Linked DNA regions of Homo sapiens: region 2 is linked to region 1. A link is an interaction called in ENCODE POLR2A ChIA-PET data of the cell type or tissue named here. Cell type or tissue: Caco-2. All regions are shown on one strand. Each heading gives the region's core, and the rest is flanking DNA. Links, peaks and the distances in the headings are about the cores only.

Region 1 (5,385 bases), core at 57-5,056:
AGCAGTATGGGAACCAAGGAAGAAGACTGCCTTGGTAGGTGGAGGGAAGCTTTTACATACAATTAAATGCAGATACGGGAGGTTTGTTTTTAAGATTTAACTGCCTACTATGAGATTCTGGTATCAGATCAGTGGCGATATTAAATACTGATGTTCTGATCCCTACTATTTGAAAGTTTTATATTCCGTGGACAGTGTAAACAAAGAACAACCCCGGCACATTTTTTCCACAAGAATCTCTCTCACTCTAAGTCTTCTGGTCAATACTACCTGTCTCCTTGAGATCCCACTGAAGGACAAGAGCAAAGAGACTATTAATCAAATTTGTTATTTTATTTCAAGCTAACAATTTTTTTACTAGAATACATACAAGTTCGTGCCATGTAGGCAGCTCAGGTTTTGCAAGTCTCCTGAGATAGCCACTACATGGAGTTTGAGTGGGTATCCAGCTCCACTAAGATGGTCTTTTTTTCTTCTTCTATAACCACAAAGTAGTAATTTGTTCTAGATGTTAACAGTAAGAATTTTTAACAACTGTTAAATTTGCTAACTTACTTTAACTTGCTAATATGTTTTTATTATTAGCAAACTGCAGCAAACATTTGACTATGTAAAGAACACAACAGTTTTCAATCTCAGAACAGACGCTGCTTTCTGAAAGAGGCGGCAATATACTTTCTCTTCATTAAAAAGTAGCATAGGCCAGGCGCGGTGGCTCAGGCCTATAATCCCAGCACTTTGGGAGGCTGAGGTAGGCGGATTACGAGGTCAGGAGATCGAGACCATCCTGGCTAACACTGTGAAACCCCGTCTCTACTAAAAATACAAAAAAATTAGGCGTGGTGGCAGGCGCTTTTAGTCCCAGCTACTCGGGAGGCTGAGGCAGGAGAATGGTGTGAACCCGGGAGGCGGAGTTTGCAGTGAGCCGAGATTTTGCCACTGCTCTCCAGCCTGGGTGACAGAGTGAGACTCCATCTCAAAAAACAAAACAAAACAAAAAAAAGTCGTATAATAAGCACTTCCTTTATGAATCAGAACTTTGATGCTGATTGGTTTCAACATTTTTTCCTCAAAATAACAGTATTTATCTAAAAACAGTATCTTTCTTTTTAAAGAAGGGCTATTATAACATATAATGAATACTTTAACAATATAACCCTGTATGCTTACAGGTCCTCTAAAATCAGAGTTCTAGGCTGTAATCCACATGCAGCAAGAATTTGCAGAGAATTTGTGAGGAAAATGCCTATGTTACTTAGTTTCTACAAGACACACTGCCATCTCCTCTGATCAGCTCCATGTGCTGAATACTAAAAAGATTTCAATCAAGTCCTTATTTCTGATATTGTATCATGTCAGAAATGAAGAGAACTCTATGAAGAGTGATTGTTTATCAAAGCTTAAGAGCTGAGAGAACATAACATAACCTTTTATTCAGATAAAAAAGTATATCCAGGCTGGGCACGGTGGCTCATGCCTGTAATCACAGCACTTTGGGAGTCCAAGGCAGCCAGATCACATAATATCAGGAGTTCAAGACCAGCCTGGCCAACATGGTGAAACCCCGTTTCTACTAAAAATACAAAAATCAGCTAGGCGTGGTGGCATGGGCTGGTAGTCCCAGCTACTCAGGAGGCTGAGGTAGGCAAATCACTTGAACCTGGGAGGTGGAGGTTGCAGTAAGCCGAAAGTGCACCACTGCACTCCAGCCTGGGTGACAGTGTGAGACCCTGTCTCCAAAAAAAATAAAATAAAATAAAAAAAACAAAGGATATCCAGAGTCTGCACTATAGTAAAATAATTAATAAAAACAGGAACATTAGATATGCAAAATACATGCAGAGGGAACAACTCATTTTATACAACATAAATAACAGCTTTTTATAAGGATAAGAATTATGCATAAAAAGGAATTGTTGCAAGTATGCTAGAAAAAACAGTCAAGCACGTCAAGCACTTCACTTGCTTTTTCTAAATATGCTGACATTGGAGATTATAAGCAAAATGGAAAGTATTAATAAGACAATCTGCAGATGTTACTAATGACATCATATGGTCTTTTTCCCCAGCAATGTTTAACTGCTGAGGTACAGGCAAGAAGGTGGAAAGTAGGGTTAGACCACTGGTCAATTTTGCCAGGCCAGCACGAAAGAGGGAGAAAGGGTAGGGGATTTGAGGGCTTTTTGTAAGGTAATAAATGCATGTTTCAAAGGCCACAGCAGCAGGATGGCAGCAGGATGAGTTTACAAGCTCAATGCTGCACTTATCAGATGCAGTCCATGATTGTAGGGGCAGGATTACCTTATATATAAATTAGGAAACAGTGGCCAAGTTATGTGAATTTTTAAAACAATTATCAGTTTCAAAGACTGATCTTCCTTTTCATATCCCAGATGGTAACATATTCTTTAAAAACATACACAACTTTGCAATCTTAATAAAAGTTTAATTTTCACTACTAAAACAACTATAGGTTGAGTATTCTTTATCTGGAATGCTTGGGATCAGAAGTGTTTCAGGTTTGATTTTTTTTTTTTTTTTCAGATTTTGGAATATTTGCATTATACTTATGGTCCAATGAACATTTGAGTGTCATGTTGGTGCTCAAATAGTTTCAGATTTTGGTACATTTTGGATTTTAGGATTTGGGATGCATAATCTGTATCTTCTTTAATTAACAGCATATGCTCACAAATCCCATTTCCCCAAAATGGTAAGTTCCCATTTGCCACTTACCAGCTCTAACGCCTTCATGAAAGTCATGACCTCTCTGAAAGAAAATTGAGATTAAATGGGGATAATTTCTGGGTGTCCTTATTCTGGGTTATTTTCTCTCTCCTCTATTCACTTCAGCCTTCCACTCCCATGGCCACAACCTGAACCATGACATTCAGAGACTGAACCACCTCTGATAGCCCACTCTCTGATCACCACCTCCTAAATCTTATTTGCTCAAGTATCTCCACTGCTACAAATCATTGATCTTACTGAGGTCCACAGATCCTATGACTTTCTCCCCATCTGTGCTGGCTTCACTTTGCTCTTCATCCAGCCCAATTTCACCAGTCCTTTAATATGGTCACTTTCCTGTCAAAATGTCATCATCTCCCTCAAACCTTTTTTCCTTTTTTACAATCCTAGCAAAATCCTGGCACCAACTAAACCCTATCACGTACCCCTGCCTGCACTTCAGCAGCTAAGTCTTGCTGCAGAAAATCATACAACTGTGACTGGTTTCATTTAAAATTCATGATCAAAAATCTCAAACAGGCACAGAAAACTGCCAAACAATCCAAGATCTCTTCCCAACTCCCCAAGATAATGATTTTAAGTGTTTTCTGCCTTCTCAACCTCTACCCGTAGAGCACACTCTTATTATAGTCTCAGCCAGTTACTTAACCTCTGACTTCTTTAAAAATACGAGAAGCTCTTAGATATGAAGTCTTGTCTTCTCACCACTAAAACACCTGCAGGCAACTGTGGCCATCTGCACCTGCCTTCTCTTTCAATGCCGTGGAGGAAAGGACCATCCCTTTTTCAAAGACCAGTCCTCCCTTGCATTCCAATTCACATCCCCTCTTGCCTTCTCAAGGATGGACTTTGCTTGATGTGGTCATTCACTTTTATTTTCCTAGAATCATCGATGTAGGCAATATAGCTGAGTTCAAATGTCTAGGTTCACATCCTGATAGCTACATATTAACTATGTGACCTCGGACTAGTAATTTCTCCAACCCTAGTTTCTTTACATGAAAAGGTAATTTATATATCCATCCTAGGATTATTTTAATCCACATCCAAGCACAGTGTCCGACACTAAGTGTTCAGTAAATATTAACTACCATTAGTATCATCAACATAATCTTGTTTCTCTATTGGATCATTCCCAATCATTTTTAAACATGTTCTAGTACCTTCCATCTTACAAAATAAAAAAGGAACTTCATTTGATTCCACAGTCCCAGCTTCTATCCTATTTCACTTTCAAGAGTATTCATCTACACATATTCTCTCCACTTCTTCACATCCCATTTTTCCTCTCCAACTTACTACACTCTAACTTCTGCCCCCACTCCTCTAAAATGGCTTGCCAAAACCACCCATGACATCGGCATCGCCAAGGTCAAATGACACTTCTAACCTCGTCTACACTTTGACAGCGTTCAACACTGTCCATTACACCCTCCTCCCCGAAACATTCCTCACTTTCTTTTGTGACACTACACTCTCCTGGTCCTCCTACCTCTCCATCCTTTTTTTCCTTCCTACTGCTCTTTCTCTACCACACCTCAAAATGTTAGAGTTCCTTAGGGCTCAGGTCTGGACTCTCATTTTCTTTATAATATGATCTTACCTATTCAGTGCTCAACATAGCAGCCTGAGTGATCAATTCTTTAAAGTATAAGATCATGGCATTCCTCTCCTCATAATCACCTAGTGGCTTCCCATTTTACTCAGCCAAAGTCCTTAGAGAGACCTTCAAGGCTCTGTATGCTCTGCACAGCCTTTCTCTACACTGTTTCCTCTGACCTCATCTCTCACTCACCACAACCTCTGCCCCCCATCCGCTTCCACACGGCCTCTTTGTGGTCCCTAGCACAGGCAGTCATGCTCCAGCCTCACAGCTTTGTTCTTGCAGTTCCCACTGCCTGGGATGCTCTTCCTCTAGATAATGGCATGGGCTCACTTCCTTACTTCTTTCAGGAATTCACTCAAAGAACATCTCAGTGAGGCCTTCTCTGGTCATCCCATCTACAATTCATCCCCCTGTTACTCTATATCACATATCCTGCTTCCTTTTTCTTGTTAATATTTATAATCATATAATATATATTTTATGTATTAATCTTGTTTACAGTCTATTTCCCCATTATAAAGTAAGTTCCATGAGGGCAGGTGTTATCCTACTCCCTACTCCCCAAGATAATGATTTAAACTGTTTTCTGCCTTTTCAACCTCAACCCCTGGAGCACACCTATGTACCTGGAACCTATGTACCTGGGTACCTCTAACAGTGTCTACGACATAGTAAGCACTCTTGTTTAGTAAATAACGAATCCCCAAGGTTTTCTTAATTGCTGTTGGTGTCTTTCAGATTTAAATCTCCAACTCATTCCTCTAATCTCTAACTCCTAAATGCATTCCTTCCCTCACATCCAGCAAGTCCTATCTATTCTATCTCCTACATGTGTCTCAAATCCATTTACTTCTCTCAATTGCCACCATGCTTGTCTCAAAACTACTATTTCACACCTGGATCACTGCAGGAAATCTATATCTGGTCTCTAAACCGTTCTTGAACCTCTCCAACCCTATCTCCACACAGCAGCAACAATTTCCTTCTTAAAGCAAATTGAACCGAATGAAATGAAAAATCAAATCACC
Region 2 (5,385 bases), core at 330-5,329, 71 kb after region 1:
ACTCCCTCTCTCGCTATGTGATATGCCAGCTCTCCTTCCCCTTCTGCTATAATTGGAAGTTACCTGAAGCCCTCACCAGAAGCAGATGCTAGTGCCATGGTTCTTGCACACCCTGCAGAACTGTGAGCCAAATAAAATACCCAGCCTCAGGTATTCTTCTATAGGAACCCAAACAGACTAACACACCAGTCTTTAAAAATCTGTAGATGGCACCCATTTTTCTTCAGTTACCAATATAAAAAACACTGCATTTGCATAGTTAAATTCCCAGGACCCTCAATTATTTAGGGATGGACTAAATGACTGGTATCACTGCTGACAAAAGAAGTACCTTAAATTTGACGGAGCTTATGTTGAGAAAAAAAGTTATTTTTATTTCTATCTTAATTAATTCCATTTTTCCACAAACTTTTTGACGTCCCCTCATATTAACTTAAGAAAATGCAACCCCAGATGTTTTATATAAATGGCAAAAGAGATAAAAAAATTTGTCTTCCCCAGAAACAGAATAAATTTAGTCATTTAAATATCTATTCATAAAAAAATTGTTTCTCTTTCAGAAACACTGGAATAATTTTACATAATTCTGATCTACCATGTGGAGAACCACTCAGTAACATTCATTTTTATTTTACTGTATTTCAAAATACTGAGTAAATGTTTGAATTTCTAAAATATTAAAGATACTGTGCTACTCTTCATGGTGGGTAACAAGAGAAAATAAAACTGTCATTTTCTATACTGGAAAAAATAAAACCTTCTATAACAAAAACAAAAGGAAAGCCGTGGGAACCAAGCTCTGTGGCGCCATCTTTTGGACTGTACAAATTCTTAACAAAATTCTTTTACATTATTGTAAGAAAAAATTTATTGACCAGAATCAAGCAAGTACTATTCCTATGCCTTTTAAGCCCTGTTAGCTCCACGTTATTCTCACACTTCTGTACTAGGGTATGTTAAATAAGCAGAAGCCATTGAACTGAGACTGTCTCTCTGCACTTTGAGTTCCTTCATAATAAATTGCAACCTTAGTAAGAAAATAAACTGAAACCTAATTTAAGAGTATAGTTTTGTAACAAACAGCCATGTTTCAGCCAATCATAGGCAGCCAACTGATCAGACCACACCCACAGAGAGTAAATATCTCATCACACCATGCCCAAATAAGGCAAATGCCTTGCGGTAGCCAATCAGGTAATTTCTCTAATTTGCTTCCACATTCAACCTATGGAAGCTCACTGCTCATGCTGCAAGGTGGAGCTCTCTCAACCTCTTCTGGTTCTGCATGCTGCCAGATTCATGAATTGTTCTTTGCTCAGATAAAGTGTTAAATTTGTATGAAGATTTTCTTTTAACAGATTAAAAATGTATATATACTAAGCCTACACTAAGCAATTATGTGTAATACTAAAATTCTACTAAAAATTCTGAAAATAAAGGCTTTCTGAATAACAAACTGTAGTCTGAACACCTTACAAAAATTGTTCCTAAAGTGAACTCCCCTCCCCCTAGAATCATCATTACCTGAGAACTTGTTAGAAATGCAAATTCTTGGGCCAAATTCCAGACTAAACTAGAGATGGGGCAGGGAAAGAATCTGCTTTTTTTTTTTAAGATGGAGTCTCGCTCTGTCGCCCAGGCTGAAGTGCAATGGTACAATCTTGGCTCACTGCAACCTCCACCTCCCGGGTTCAAGCAATTTTCCTGCCTCAGCCTCTGGAGTAGCTGGGATTACAGGCCCCCGCCACCACATCCAGCTAATTTTGTATTTTTAGTAGAGAGGGGATTTCGCCACGTTGGCCAGGCTGGTCTTGAACTCCTGGCCTTAAGTGATCCGCCAGCCTAGGCCTCCCAAAGTACTAGGATTACAGGCGTGAGCCGCCGTGCCCAGCCTAGAATCTGCTTTTTAACAAGCCCTCCAGGTTACTCTGATACAAACTAAAATGTGAAGAACAGTCTTTGGGAGATTTAGAAAAAAGTCACAGGAGACACAACCACACACAAGAACCTGTAGAGCAGCAGTTTTTAACTTTACCTTCACATTGGTAACACCAGGGAGCTTTAAAAATGCCTAGGTCTCATAGCACCACTGCACTCCAGCCTGGGCAAAAGAGTGAGACTCCATCTCAAAAAAAAAAAAAAAAAAAAGCCTAGGTCTCACTCCACTGTCCACTATCCAATTTAATGATTATGGGAGATAAGGTAAGCCTAGGCACTGGAATTTTAAAAAGACTCCCAAATAATTCTAAAGTGCCAACAAGGTTGAGCGCCAATGATCTAGAGGATTACATTTTCAGAAGCTAGAGTTCATAAAACATCTTATATTAAGAAATGCTGGTGTCTTAAGTTTTCTGTTGCTGTAACTGAGTATCTGAGACTGGGCAATTTATAAAGAAAAGGAATCTATGTCTTACAGCTCTTCTGGAGATTGGGAAAGCCAAGGTTGAAGGGCCATATCTGTTGAGGGCCTTCTTGCTGGTGGGGACTCTCTGCAGAGCCCTGATCTGGTGAAGGGGCAAGAGCATGCCAAACTGGCTTTTAAAACAGACCCATTCCCATGGTAATTAAACCATTCTTCCTGTGATAACCTATTAATCCATGAATGGATCAAACTACTCTACCCTCATGACCCCATCACCTCTTGAAGGCCTCACTTCTTAATACTGTTACATTCAGGATTAAGTTTCAACATGAGTTTCGGTGGGGACAAATATTCAAACCGTAGCATTCCATCCCTGACCTCCCAAACTCATATCCTTCTCACATACAAATACATTCACTCCAGCTCCATATCCTCAAAGTATTGTTTCAGCACCAACTCAAAATTCCGAAGTCCAGAGTCCCATCTGTGAAGCCTGTGTAATCAAAACAAGTTATCTACTTCCAAGATACAGTGGTAGGACAGGTATAGGGTATACATTCCTGTAAAAAGTAAAGTAGAGGATCCTCTTCAAAGAGACTTTCCTCCCTGTCTAATTAGGAATAAATAGTAAATTCTCTTAGAAGCAAAATTTATTCAAAGACCTGTGCTAACATTCTTAGATATCTGCTAGCCTTAATAAAGAAATCAATGTACTTCGTGTTCTTAGCTCCCACATTTAGCCTAAATATTTGCCCTGGCATGCTTATACTGGTCCAAGCAAGCATTAGGTCATAGCCTGTTCCTCTTCCTTATTTGGAGGTGTTTTTACCTTTCTCAGCATTCCACAAGTTACTTCCTCCTTCCTTTGTTCTCCTCTGCCTTTGCCTCTTTTAGAAAGTTCTAAGTTGCTATCCAATTGGGACAAATACAGAATGTGAGGTCCCGTTCCAGCCAATGGAAACCGGACACAGCAGTAGGGTGAACGCGTCAGGTTATAAATTACCCTGTCCCCTTTGTTCGCTGTACTCTTGTAGCAAAACTGCCGGCAAGTGTACTCTTTCTGCAGAAAGTAAAAATGGCCTGGCTGAGAAAATTAAATTTATGTTCAAGTGCTATTTCTTTGCGGCACCGGGGAACAAGGATTTCTAACATTCCCATTCTAAAAGGCAGAAATAGGCCAAAAGAAAGGAGTAACAGGCCTCAATTAAGTCTTTAAAACCCTGAGAAAGAAGACATTAACTCTTAAAGCTAGAGAGTAATCTCCATTCCATGTCTGAATCCTGTGCACACTGGGATGGGGTTGGAGAGGTGGGCCCTCAAGGTATCAACCCTACTCCTAGAGCTTTCTGGGCTCAACCAGTTAAGAGTAGGTAGCTAGGCAGACATGAGCAGGGCAGAGAGCTCCCCCACACCCAGAATGTCAGGTGACCATCAAGTGATGGTCAGGTGGTTGTTAAACTATCTCCCTAAAATAACTGGTCGCAGCTGGCAGCAGGGAAAGGCAGTCTCCCAGTAGACAGAAAACACCTGAAGCTCGTGATCAGCCGCTTCCCATTAAGATCTCAGGAGCTGGGCGAGTGGGCCCAAGCATGTGCATTTAGATGCAAAATTGCAGAGTTTAACTGGTATATAACCTTCCTCTAAAAATGTTCAACTTAGCAAGGGGGAAAATGCCTCAAATGAGCATGCGCACAACTTGAGTAAACACACTGAGCATATGGCCCCTCGAGTGCTGGCAGGCCACTGCACATGTGGACAGCCCACCCCAAGGAAAAATCAAGGGAGAAGAAACTCAAACCCCGGAACCACGCCAGTGTATAAAACCCCAAGTCAAGGGCCAAACAGAACACTTGAATCTCTCAAGTTGCTTGCTTGGCCCTCTTCCAAGAATACTTTACATCCTATTGTTCCTGTTCTAAAACTTTTTAATAAACTGTCACTCCTGCTCAAAAACTTGCCTTGGTCTCTCACTCTGCCTTATGCCCCTTAGACAAATTCTTTCCTTCAAGGAGGCAAGAATCAAGTTGCTTCAGACCTGTACGGATCCACCACTAACAAGCCCACACTTCAGCTCTCTACAGTTGAAGTTGCAAACTGGTGCCATGCTGCCAGTGGGTCAACAGTTCTAGAATCTCAAGGGCAGCTCTAGCTCTGACCTCACAATTCCACTTGGCATTCTCCAGAATGGACTCTCTGTGGTGGCTCCACCCCTGCAACAAAGCTCTGCCTGACACCAGACTGTCTAATATATCCTTTGAAATCTAGGGAGAGGCTCACATGCCTTCCTAGCTCTGCTTTCTGACAGCCTGCAGAATTAGCACCACATGGATGCCACCAAGGCTTATGGCTTATATCTTCTGGAGCTGCAGGTCAAGCTGTACCTGGGGCACTTGAGCCATAGCGGGGACAACTGAGGAGCACTGTGCTGGAATTCTGGGAGCAGAGGCCCAAGCAGCCCCGGGCGGTAAGCTTATAGGGGGAGGCCCAAGTCCATCACCCAAAACCATTTGTGCCAGAGCTCTGGGCCTGTGATGAGAAAGGGAGGCTCAAAGGTCTCGGAAATGCCTTGAGGGTCTTTCTCCCATTGTCTTGATATTCCCTTCCATTAAGTATTACTCTCTTTAGCAAAAATTGCTGCGCCACACCTTGGTTTCCTCTCCCAAAAAGTTTTTTCACTCTTTACATGGCCAGGCTGAGAGTTTTCCAAATCTTTCTGCTTTCTTTCCCTTTTGATTATAAATTTCATCTTCAGTCATTTTTTTCCCTCTCACAGCTTTATGTAAGCTATTAAAAGTAGCCATGCAGCAGCCTGAATGCTTTGCGGATTAGATAGATCTTCTTCCAGGCATTCTAATTCATGGCTCTAAATTCCTGAATTCCATAAAGCCCTCAGACATGGACACATCCAGCCAGGTTCTTTGTCACTTTATTACAAGGATGCTCTTTACTCCAATATCTTGTTCCTCATTTTCATCCGGGTCCTCATCAAAATGGCCATTACTGTCCATATTTCTATTAGCATT

What was found. ChIA-PET counts read pairs that join two places held together with the same protein. Peaks named below come from ENCODE experiments on the same cell type or tissue, not always from the same donor. Only the 100,000 strongest peaks of a DNase experiment are listed, where the experiment ranks them.
Region 2: POLR2A ChIA-PET joins it to region 1 with 10 read pairs; 3 of 35 experiments call an interaction of 5 or more read pairs at or near these places.

The regions. Positions count from the first base shown.
Region 1 is chr2:190,206,144-190,211,528 of GRCh38, forward strand. HIBCH (3-hydroxyisobutyryl-CoA hydrolase) reads right to left here. Exons shown (of 14, transcript NM_014362.4): 13 at 2,737-2,770. Among named protein-coding and RNA genes, the nearest start is that of AKAP19, 28 kb to the left of the region's middle. In Caco-2, for the core only: no CTCF peak of the experiment used is centred there; no DNase peak of the experiment used is centred there.
Region 2 is chr2:190,276,611-190,281,995 of GRCh38, forward strand. All of the region lies in intron 6 of HIBCH (3-hydroxyisobutyryl-CoA hydrolase), which reads right to left. Among named protein-coding and RNA genes, the nearest start is that of HIBCH, 41 kb to the right of the region's middle. RefSeq lists enhancers at 1,013-1,307, 3,367-4,338. In Caco-2, for the core only: CTCF peaks have their summits at 791 (motif pointing left) and 1,087; DNase peaks (open chromatin) are centred at 2,803 and 3,301.